2 separate regions of the Homo sapiens genome follow, and region 1 is linked to region 2. Evidence: read pairs that join two places in POLR2A ChIA-PET (ENCODE). Cell type or tissue: B cell. All regions are shown on one strand. Links, peaks and the distances in the headings refer to the core of each region. The heading gives the core; the rest is flanking DNA.

What was found. ChIA-PET counts read pairs that join two places held together with the same protein. Peaks named below come from ENCODE experiments on the same cell type or tissue, not always from the same donor. Only the 100,000 strongest peaks of a DNase experiment are listed, where the experiment ranks them.
Region 1: POLR2A ChIA-PET joins it to region 2 with 9 read pairs; 4 of 35 experiments call an interaction of 5 or more read pairs at or near these places.

What each region holds. Positions count from the first base shown.
Region 1 is chr3:113,515,753-113,522,000 of GRCh38, reverse strand. No RefSeq gene overlaps it. Among named protein-coding and RNA genes, the nearest start is that of SPICE1-CFAP44, 3.7 kb to the right of the region's middle. RefSeq lists enhancers at 5,503-5,552, 5,613-5,662, 6,173-6,222. In B cell, for the core only: no CTCF peak of the experiment used is centred there; no DNase peak of the experiment used is centred there.
Region 2 is chr3:113,655,898-113,662,145 of GRCh38, reverse strand. USF3 (upstream transcription factor family member 3) reads left to right here. Exons shown (of 7, transcript NM_001009899.4): 7 at 721-6,248. Among named protein-coding and RNA genes, the nearest start is that of USF3, 38 kb to the left of the region's middle. In B cell, for the core only: no CTCF peak of the experiment used is centred there; DNase peaks (open chromatin) are centred at 1,115 and 2,745; H3K4me3 peaks cover 2,488 bases; H3K27ac peaks cover 4,000 bases.

The sequences.
Region 1 (6,248 bases), core at 817-4,816, 140 kb after region 2:
AAAGCCAAATAAATAGCTTTCTAGAGGTATAACTGACATCCAATTTTATATATTTAAAGCATACCATTTAATGAGTTTTGACACACACATCCCTGCACAAAGTCACATGCAAGTCACCTATGTTATATACACACATACAGCTGTGGAACCATCACCACAGTCAACAAAATAAATATCCATCACCCTCCAAAGTTTTCTCACTCTTTTAAGTCTATCTTTCCTGCCCCTCCCTGTTCCCTTTCCATTCTTAAGGAACTGCTCACATGCCTTCGGTCTACATTAGTTTTCATTTTCTGGAGTTTTATGTAAATGTAATCACACAGTATGTACTCTTTGAAAATGTGGCTTCTTTCACTCAGCATAGTTATTTTGAGATTCATTCATGTTGTTGTGTGTATCAATAGTTTATTAGTTTTTGTTTCTGTGTAGTGTTCTATTGTATGGATATACAATAATCTATTCTAATTTTTTTCATTCATCTGTTGATGGATATTTGTTTTCTTACCCCAGTGTTTTGCTATTACAAATAAACCTGCTATAGACATTCGTGCATAAGACTTTGTAAGAACCTATGTTTTTTTTTTTTTCTCTTTAGTAAAGATCCAGAAGTGGAATGACTGGATCATACGGTAGTGTGTTTTAACTGTATAAGAAACTGCCAAATTATTTTCCCAAGTTGTGAACCATTTTACATTCCCACCAGCAATGAGAGCTCCAAGTCCTCCTCATCCTCAATGACACTTGGTATGGTCAGTCTTTTAATTTTTAGACACACCAGTAGGAGTGTAGTGGTATCTCACCGCGGTGTTAAGTTGTATTTCTCTAATGACTAATGATGTTGAGCACATTTTCAGATGCTTATTTGATATCAGCATATCTTCCTTAGTGAGGTGCCTGCCCAAATTTTTTGCCCAGTTTTAAAAAACTGGCTTGTTTTCTTATTATTGAGTTTTGAGAGTTTAAAACACATTTCTGATATGTCTTTTAACCAGATATATACTTTGCAAAGATTTTCTCCCAGTCTGTGGCTTTTTTGATCACTTAGAAGGTGATTTAAAGAGAAGTTTTTAATTTTTATTAAATCCAATTTATGGATTTATTATTTTATGAATTGTGCTTTTGGCATCATGTCTAAAATCTTTACCTAACCCACAGATTTTCTCCAGTGTTTTCTTCTAGGAGTCTATGGTTTTAGATTTTACATTTAGGTCAATGGCATGTTTTTAGTTAATTTTTTGCATATGGTGTAGGATATAGATCCATTATTTTGCATATTTATATACAATTATTTCAGAAATATTTATCAAATGGTCTTCCCTTTCTCCACTGTATTATGCCTGCACCTTTGAGGAGAATCAGTTGTCCATATATGCATGAGTTTATTTCTGGACTCTATCCTGTTTCACTGATATATTTGTGTATTTTTCTATTAATATTATGCTATTTTGATTACCGTAGCTTTATAATAAGTGTTGAAATTAGGTAGTTGTAGTAACATAATTTTGCTCTTTTTCAGAGTTGTTTGTCTATTCTAGGTCCTTTGCATTTTCATATGAATTTCAGAATCAACTTATCAATTTCTACAAAAAACTTTTTGGGGTTTTGATTGGGATTACTTGAATATATGAGATCAGTTTGAAGTAAGTGACATCTAACAATATGGAGTCTTCCAACCCACGAATGAGGTATGCCTTTACATATTTAGGTCTTTTAAAATATCTTTCAGCAATACTTTGCAGTTTTTAATGTACAGGGCTTTCATATCTTTTGTTAGATTTATGTCTAAATATTTAATTTTTTGATGTCATAAAATGCATTTAAGATTTTCTATTTCTAATAGTTCATTGTTAATATATGGAATTACACTCAATATATACTTTTTTTTTTTTTTGAGAAAGGGTCTCGCTCTGTCGCCCAGGCTGAAGTGCAGTGGCACGATCTTGGCTCACTGTAACCTCCGCCTCCCGGATTCAAACAATTCTCCTGCCTCAGCCTCCCGAGTAGCTGGAACTACAGGAATGCACCACCACGCCTGGCTTATTTTTGTATTTTTAGTAGAGACGGGGTTTCACCGTGTTGGCCAGGCTGGTCTCGAACTCTTGACCTCAAGTCATTTGCCTGCCTCAGCCTACCAAAGTGCTGGGATTACAGGCATAAGCCACCGAGCCCGGCCTACACTCAATATTTGTATGTTGATCTTGTATCCTGCAACTTTGCTAAATTCACTTATTAATTTTAATGGCATTTTTCTTTTCACATATTCTTTTTTTTTTTTTTTTTTTTTGAGACAAGGTCTTGCTATGTTGCTCAGTCTGGTCTCGAACTCCTGGCCTCAAGCAGTCCTCCTGCCCCAATCTCCGAAAGTGCTGGGATTACAGGTGTGAGCCACCACGCCTGGCCTCTTTTTACAGATTTTATTGAATTTTTTTACATAGACATTCACTCCACTGGGAATAAAGATATTTTTCCTATTCAATCTGAATGCTTTTTATTTATTTTTCCTGTCTGATGGCACTAACTAGAAACTCCAGTACAATGTTGAATAGATGTGGTGAGACTAGACATCCTTGTCTTTTTCTGATCTAAGGAGGAAAGCATCCAGTCTTTCACCATTATGCATCGCGTTAGATGTAGGTCTTTTGTAGATATACTTAATCAGGTCGAGGAAGTTCCTCGCTATTTCTAGTTATCTGAGAGGTTTCTATTAAGACTGGATATTGGACTCCTTCTTTCACAAAACATTAGGACACAAACACAATTTAACCAAGTTCTTACCACTTAAAAACCAGGTTTGCGTATTGTCCAGTTTCCAATATTTTATTCCTTATTTCCACCTGAGACCTCATCAGAATTTCGTTCACTGCCAACACTTTGATCATGACCACTTAAGACAGAGGCTTTTTTTTTTTTTACAGCTCTTCTCTCCTTCTGAGCCCACACTATCGCATCCCTTTATAGTCCAGCCTTTCTCCATTATCCAGTTCCAAAGCTGTTTCCACATTTTTAGGTAATCGTTACAGCAGCACCCCATTTCTCAGTACCAACTTCTGTTTTAGTCCATTTGGGTTACCATAATGAAATACCTTCAAATGGGTAACTTATAAACAACAGAAATTTGTTTCTCATGGTTCTGGAGCCTGGGGAATCCAAGATCAAGGCACTAACAAATTTAGTGTCTGGTTTCTGTGTCCTCATATGGTGGAAGAGGTGAATCCTGTGTCTTCACATAGCAGAAGGGCAAAACGGGCAAAAGGGACAAACAGGCTTCCTAAAAGACTCTTTTTTAAGGGCACAAATCCCATTCATGATGAGCAGAGCCTTCATAATCTAATCACCTCCTTCCTGAAAGCCCCACCTTTTAATACTATCACATTGGCAAATTGTCACATAGAAAGTTTGTGGGGACACATTCAGACCATAGCAATGGCTTGTTTAGAAGTGTATTTTATTCCCCAAATTTTGAGGGATTTTCCAAGAATCAGTCTGTTATTGATTTCTAATTTAATTACATTGTGGTCAGAGAATGTATCTTGCATGACTTCAATCCTTTTGAATTTGTTAACATTTGTTTATGGTCCAGATTATTGTCCATCTTCTAAACTTTCTGTATATGCTTAAGAACCATGTGTATTCTGCCAATTATTGGAGTGTTTAATAAATGTCAATCAGGTCAAGATGGTTGATAGTGTTGCTCAAGTCTCTTATAACCTTGTTGATTTTCTGCTTATTTGCATTATAAATTATTCAGAAAGGGGCATTGAAATATTTGACTATTGTGGATCTTTCAATTTCGCATTGCAGTACTATCAGTTTCTGCTTCATATATTTTTAAGTCCTGTTATTAGATGCAAAAATGTTTAGGATTGTTATGACCTTTTGATTAAATGGTTCTTTTATTATTATTAAATGATCTTCTTTATCTCTGGTTATATTCTCTGCTCTGAACTCTACTTTGTTTAAAATTGATAAAGTCACTCCACTTTATTTTCACTAGTGTTAGCATGATATATCTTTTTTCCATCCTTGTATTTTAAACTTATTTGTGTCTTTATATTTAATGTTTCCCTTCTTATAAGCAGCAATTTAAAAAATTCAAGATTTTAAACAATCTCTGACAATCTGACAATCTCTGCCTTTTATTCAGTGTGTTTAGACAATTTACATTTAATATGATTTATGAGTCTATCATCTTGCAATTTCTTTCCTACTTCTCTCTTTTCTTTGTTTTTTCTTGTTTTATACTTTTAGATTAATCAAGTATTTGTTTCGTTATCCTTTACATGACTTTTGTAAGCTTTTAACAATAACTTTTATTATTTAGTGGCGGCTTTAGGGTTTATAGTATACATCTTTATTTTATCATAGTCTACCTTTAAGTGGTATCAGGAATAGTATAAGGGTCAGGCGCGGTGACTCACACCTGTAATCCCAGCACTTTGGGAGGCCAAGGCGGGCAGATCACCTGAGGTCAGGAATTCAAGACTAGCCTGACCAACATGGAGAAACCCCGTCTCTATTAAAAATACAAAAATTAGCTGAGTATGGTGGTGTGTTCCTGTAGTCCCAGTTACTCCGGAGGCTAAGGCAGGAGAATTGTTTGAACCTGGGAGGTGGAGGTTGCAGTGAGCCGAGATCGTGCCACTGCACTCCAGCCTGGGTGACAGAGTGAGACTTTGTCTTAAAAAAAAAAAAAAAAGGAATAGTATAAGGATTCTAGGTTGATAGCTTTTTTTCTTTGAATATGTTTGAACTGTTATTCTGTCTTCTTGCTTGTTTTGATTCTAATGAGAAACTGATGTAATCCTTAGTTTTGTTCTGCTGTATACGACATGTATTTTTTTCCTTGGATGCTTTTAAGATTCTTTTATCACTCGTTCTGAGCAATTTGATTATGAAGTATTTTGATTAGCTTTCTTCATATTTCTTATGCTGAGCTTCTGAAGGCAGGTCTGTGGGTAAAGATAGTGACAGAAGGATTAAAATAATGATGGGAGCTTAGGGAAGTTCTCTTTTGAATAATTCAGTGTAATCAATGCAGTAGGAAGCAAGGTCATTGTGTGAGAATGAGGATAGGAGACAAGGCATTGGGTATGAATGAAGGTATAAAACTAATATGTAGGAAAATCAATGAACAGGGACCTGTAATGAGATGTTCAAGCATCTTTAAGGTCCTACTTAACATCAGTAATCATGAATTTAAAGTCAGCATGATTGGGTGTTTTTTTTCAGATTCAGCTGCATGGGTGCAAGCACTTAGTAAGTGTAAAGTAGGGATGGCTAATATGGTCATTTTGCCAAGTGATTACAGCAATTTAGAGAGGGGCAGGGAGTTGAGGATGCAAGCAAGTGGATGATTGTTGATTATTAAATATATCTACATCAAACTTCCTCAATCAGAGTGAAAACTATTAAAGGCAGTACCTTTCCTCTAGAAGGTTTTGGGCATGTATTTGCAGACCACACATGGGTGTATTGTAACAGCAGAAAGCAAGGGGCTAGAGGAAATTGTCTTACCAGAGCAAATAAACTCTGTTTTTGAATCAAGTGCTTTGTAAAGTTCTTAACGTGGTCCACGCAGCTCTGACTGTCGTGGATCCAGCCTATCAGGGCGCCTCCCCTTCACAGCAAGTTCCCACTGTTCTCTAAACTTCAGACACACTGGACCTCTTCCTGTCCCTTGCATTTTCCACATCTTTGCACATGCAGCTCCCTCTGCAGGAATGCTTTCCCCTTCCCCACTGGCCTATTCATGTCTGAGCTTTCCTGAGTAATTCAAATATTACTATAATAATAAGCTAAGTATTTGGTTAGAGTGCTTCCTTCTTAGCACTCGTCATAATTTTAATGTTTTTGTCATTGATAACTGTCTGTTAATATGCTGTAAGTTTCCCACCTTGCCTGTTTTTAGCCCCATAGAACCTAGCTCTCCCGCACATTTGTAGGTTGTAATAAACAACTTTTTTTTTTTTTTTTGAGACAAGGTCTTGCTTTGTCGTCCAGGCTGGAGTGAAGTGGTATGACTGTGGCTCACTACAGCTTTGCCCTCCTTGGCTCAAGCGATCCTCGCACCTCAGCTTCCTGAGTAGCTGGAACTACAGGCGTGTTCCCACGCCCAGCTAATTTTTTAATTTTTCGTAGAGACGGGGTTTCGCCATCTTGCCCATGCTTGTCTCAAACTCCTGAGCTTAAGCAATCCTTCTGCTTCTGTCTCCAAAAGTGCTGGGATTCCACTACTAAAGATTTGTAAA
Region 2 (6,248 bases), core at 746-4,745:
GCTGGGCATGGTGGCTCATGCCTGTAATCCCAGCACTTTGGGAGGCCAAGGCAGGCAGATCACTTGAGGTCAGGAGTTCAAGACCAGCCTGGCCAACATGGCGAAACCCTGAATCTACTAAAAATATGAAAATTAGCTGGGAGTGTTGGTGCGCACCTGTAATCTCAGCTACTCGGGAGGCTGAGGCAGGACAATTGCTTGAACCTGGGAGGTGGAGGTTGCAGTGAGCCGAGATTGCACCACTGCACTCCGGCCTGGGTCACAGAGCAAGACTCTGTCTCAAAAGAATAAAATAAAAAATAAAGAGACTGCCTGTTACTATCACAGGTAATGTTGGCTGCTGCAGCATTTAAATGGCATATTGATATTCAATGTTATCTTGCTAGCATGTTGCCATGATATCAGTATGTCTTCCCTTACTTCACCTATGTAGCTGCCCTACTGGAAATTTTTGAATTGGGAATTTTGAGGTTTCTACATTATGAGTAATTTTTCAGTTGACCTTTAAAAATTTATACTTTTTAAAGGAGGGCATAGGGATTTAAGATATCATTCTAAAAAGAAAAAAGAAGTTGTATTAGAAAAGAGCTGAAGAGTCTCGGTTGAAGTACTTAGAATGCTAGAATTAGAATTCAGTAGTTTAGTATACAGTTCTTTATCAAGTTATTGTAAATACTGACATTCTCAGGTATTTATAAATTTTTGTTTTTAATATTATAGCTGAAGAAATAAAAAAGCTACGGAAACAACTGGAAGAAATCCAAAAAGAAAATGGCCGATATATTGAATTACTGAAAGCTAATGACATATGCTTATATGATGACCCGACAATTCACTGGAAAGGAAATCTTAAAAACTCAAAGGTCTCTGTTGTTATTCCTAGTGACCAGGTTCAAAAAAAAATTATTGTTTATTCCAACGGGAATCAGCCTGGTGGAAACAGCCAGGGAACAGCTGTTCAGGGGATAACTTTTAATGTTAGTCATAATTTACAAAAGCAGACCGCCAATGTGGTGCCAGTACAGAGGACTTGCAATCTTGTGACTCCTGTATCTATTTCTGGAGTTTACCCTTCTGAAAACAAGCCATGGCATCAGACCACAGTTCCTGCATTGGCTACCAACCAGCCTGTTCCTCTTTGTCTTCCTGCTGCCATTTCTGCTCAGAGTATTCTCGAGCTTCCCACCTCTGAAAGCGAATCAAATGTGCTTGGTGCCACTAGTGGCTCACTGATTGCTGTTTCAATTGAATCTGAGCCTCACCAACATCATTCTTTGCACACATGCCTAAATGATCAAAATTCTTCTGAAAATAAGAATGGACAAGAGAACCCCAAAGTATTGAAGAAAATGACCCCTTGTGTTACAAACATCCCCCACAGCTCCTCAGCAACTGCCACTAAAGTGCACCATGGAAACAAGTCCTGCCTGAGCATACAGGACTTCAGAGGTGATTTTCAAAACACTTTTGTTGTTTCAGTTACCACCACAGTCTGCTCGCAGCCTCCCAGAACTGCAGGTGATTCTTCTCCAATGAGCATTAGTAAGAGTGCAGACTTGACAAGTACAGCTACAGTGGTGGCATCATCTGCCCCTGGAGTAGGGAAGGCCACCATTCCTATAAGCACTCTTTCGGGAAACCCTTTGGACAATGGTTGGACTCTTTCTTGTTCTTTGCCTTCTTCAAGTGTTAGTACTTCAGATTTGAAAAACATTAATAGCCTTACACGAATCTCTTCAGCTGGAAACACACAGACAACGTGGACTACTTTGCAACTGGCAGGAAACACTATTCAGCCCTTAAGCCAGACACCATCTTCTGCTGTGACTCCAGTATTAAATGAGTCTGGTACTAGCCCCACCACAAGCAACCACAGTAGATATGTGGCTACAGACATCAACTTGAATAATTCCTTTCCAGCAGATGGGCAGCCAGTTGAGCAAGTAGTTGTAACATTGCCTTCTTGTCCATCTTTACCTATGCAGCCACTAATTGCCCAGCCACAAGTTAAATCTCAGCCTCCCAAAAATATCCTTCCACTGAATTCAGCAATGCAAGTGATTCAGATGGCTCAGCCAGTTGGGTCAGCTGTTAATTCAGCTCCAACTAATCAAAATGTTATAATTCTTCAGCCACCTAGCACCACCCCATGCCCAACAGTGATGAGGGCAGAAGTTTCCAACCAAACAGTAGGTCAACAGATAGTAATCATACAGGCTGCTAATCAGAATCCTTTGCCACTCCTCCCTGCTCCACCTCCTGGTTCTGTTCGACTCCCCATCAATGGAGCCAATACTGTAATAGGGTCTAATAATTCAGTGCAAAATGTTCCAACACCACAGACTTTTGGAGGAAAGCATCTTGTCCACATATTACCAAGACCTTCATCTTTATCAGCGTCTAACTCAACACAAACTTTTTCTGTTACCATGTCAAACCAACAGCCTCAAACCATTTCTTTAAATGGACAGCTCTTTGCTTTGCAGCCTGTGATGTCTTCATCAGGAACTACAAATCAAACCCCTATGCAAATTATTCAACCCACCACCAGCGAAGATCCAAATACCAATGTTGCCCTGAATACATTTGGTGCTTTGGCCAGCCTCAATCAAAGCATATCACAGATGGCTGGGCAAAGCTGTGTACAATTGTCTATTAGCCAGCCTGCCAATTCTCAAACTGCTGCAAATAGTCAAACCACTACAGCTAACTGTGTTTCATTAACAACAACTGCAGCACCTCCTGTGACAACAGATAGTTCAGCCACACTAGCTAGTACTTATAATCTAGTGAGTACTTCCTCAATGAACACTGTTGCTTGTTTGCCTAACATGAAATCTAAAAGGTTGAATAAGAAGCCAGGTGGCAGGAAACACTTAGCAGCAAACAAGTCAGCGTGTCCCCTGAATTCAGTCAGAGATGTGAGCAAGTTAGACTGCCCCAACACTGAAGGCTCAGCAGAGCCACCCTGTAATGATGGACTGCTAGAAAGCTTCCCTGCTGTGTTACCATCTGTCTCTGTGTCTCAGGCAAATAGTGTGAGTGTTTCTGCTTCACATTCTTTGGGTGTTCTAAGCTCTGAATCATTAATACCTGAGTCTGTATCGAAATCTAAGTCAGCAGAAAAGTCCAGCCCACCCTCCCAAGAATCTGTAACAAGTGAACATTTTGCAATGGCCGCAGCAAAATCCAAAGATTCTACCCCTAATCTACAACAAGAGACATCTCAGGATAAACCACCAAGTAGTTTAGCATTATCAGATGCTGCCAAACCCTGCGCTTCAGCCAATGTATTGATTCCATCTCCAAGTGATCCTCACATTTTGGTTTCTCAGGTTCCTGGTTTGTCATCTACAACAAGCACTACAAGTACTGACTGTGTTTCTGAGGTAGAAATCATTGCTGAACCTTGCAGAGTTGAGCAAGATTCATCAGATACAATGCAAACCACAGGTCTCTTAAAGGGGCAAGGTTTAACTACATTGCTATCTGATCTTGCTAAAAAAAAAAACCCTCAGAAATCATCTCTTTCTGATCAGATGGATCATCCTGACTTTTCTTCAGAAAATCCTAAAATAGTTGATTCAAGTGTGAATTTACATCCCAAACAGGAACTATTACTGATGAACAATGATGATAGAGATCCTCCACAGCATCATTCCTGCCTCCCTGATCAAGAGGTTATTAATGGTTCTTTGATCAACGGTAGACAGGCCGACTCTCCCATGTCAACCAGCTCTGGCAGTAGTCGTAGTTTCTCAGTTGCATCCATGCTTCCTGAAACAACAAGAGAAGATGTGACCAGCAATGCAACAACTAATACATGTGACAGCTGTACCTTTGTAGAGCAAACTGATATAGTAGCTCTTGCAGCAAGAGCTATTTTTGACCAGGAGAACCTTGAGAAGGGGAGAGTTGGCCTCCAGGCTGATATAAGGGAAGTTGCTTCAAAGCCTTCTGAAGCATCATTGTTAGAGGGAGACCCACCCTTCAAATCACAGATACCTAAAGAGAGTGGCACAGGACAGGCAGAAGCAACACCAAATGAATTTAATTCTCAGGGTTCAATTGAAGCAACTATGGAGAGGCCCCTTGAGAAACCAAGTTGTTCTCTAGGAATTAAAACATCAAATGCATCTTTACAGGATTCAACTTCTCAGCCACCAAGCATCACCAGTTTAAGTGTGAATAATCTTATCCATCAGAGCAGCATCAGCCATCCTCTGGCCAGCTGTGCGGGTTTATCCCCAACTTCAGAGCAAACAACTGTGCCTGCAACGGTTAATCTGACCGTTTCATCTAGCTCCTATGGCAGTCAACCTCCTGGACCATCTCTGATGACTGAATATTCCCAAGAACAGCTAAATACTATGACTAGTACCATACCAAATTCACAGATTCAAGAGCCACTCTTAAAGCCAAGCCATGAAAGCCGTAAGGATTCTGCTAAGCGTGCTGTCCAAGATGACCTTTTACTGTCTTCAGCTAAACGTCAAAAGCACTGTCAGCCAGCCCCCCTCAGGCTTGAAAGTATGTCCCTGATGAGCAGAACTCCAGACACCATTTCTGACCAAACTCAAATGATGGTCAGTCAGATCCCTCCTAATTCTTCAAACTCAGTTGTGCCTGTTAGCAACCCAGCTCATGGAGATGGCCTTACACGATTATTTCCACCTAGTAACAACTTTGTGACTCCTGCATTGAGGCAAACTGAAGTTCAGTGTGGTTCTCAGCCTTCAGTTGCTGAACAGCAGCAAACCCAGGCAAGTCAGCATCTACAGGCCCTGCAGCAGCATGTTCCAGCTCAAGGTGTATCTCACCTTCATAGTAACCATCTCTACATAAAGCAGCAGCAGCAGCAGCAGCAGCAGCAGCAGCAGCAACAGCAACAACAACAAGCAGGGCAGTTAAGAGAGAGGCATCACTTATATCAAATGCAGCATCATGTACCTCATGCAGAGAGCTCTGTCCACTCTCAGCCCCATAATGTCCACCAACAGAGGACTCTGCAACAGGAAGTTCAGATGCAGAAAAAGAGGAATCTTGTTCAGGGCACCCAGACCTCTCAGCTTTCCTTACAACCAAAGCACCATGGAACTGACCAATCCCGATCCAAGACTGGCCAGCCACATCCCCACCATCAGCAGATGCAGCAACAAATGCAGCAACACTTTGGAAGCTCCCAGACAGAGAAGAGCTGTGAAAACCCTTCAACTAGTCGGAACCATCATAACCATCCCCAGAACCATCTCAATCAAGATATTATGCACCAACAGCAGGATGTTGGAAGCAGACAGCAAGGTTCAGGGGTTTCATCTGAACATGTATCTGGCCATAATCCAATGCAGAGGCTTTTGACATCAAGAGGCTTAGAGCAGCAAATGGTGTCCCAACCAAGTATTGTGACTAGATCTTCAGACATGACCTGTACTCCACACAGGCCAGAGAGAAATAGAGTTTCAAGTTATTCTGCTGAGGCACTCATTGGAAAGACATCTTCTAATTCAGAGCAGAGAATGGGGATATCAATTCAGGGTTCCAGAGTTTCAGATCAGCTTGAAATGAGAAGCTATCTTGATGTTCCCAGAAATAAGAGTTTGGCTATTCATAATATGCAGGGTCGTGTGGACCATACTGTGGCCTCAGATATCCGCCTTTCTGATTGTCAGACGTTTAAACCAAGTGGAGCTAGTCAACAGCCCCAGAGTAATTTTGAAGTACAATCTTCAAGAAACAATGAAATAGGTAACCCTGTATCATCATTGCGGAGTATGCAGTCCCAGGCTTTTCGAATTAGTCAAAACACTGGCCCCCCACCAATTGACCGTCAAAAGAGATTATCTTACCCACCAGTTCAGAGCATCCCAACAGGAAATGGTATTCCATCAAGGGACAGTGAAAATACTTGTCACCAAAGTTTCATGCAGAGCTTACTTGCCCCTCACCTCAGTGATCAGGTCATTGGGAGCCAGAGGTCACTCTCAGAACATCAGAGGAATACACAGTGTGGTCCATCCTCTGCAATTGAATATAATTGTCCCCCAACTCATGAAAATGTCCATATTAGAAGAGAGAGTGAGAGTCAGAATAGGGAAAGTTGTGACATGTCGTTAGGTGCAATTAACACCAGGAACAGCACCTTGAATATTCCTTTTTCAAGTTCCTCTTCCTCAGGAGATATTCAAGGTCGAAACACAAGCCCCAATGTTTCTGTACAGAAATCCAATCCCATGAGGATTACTGAGAGT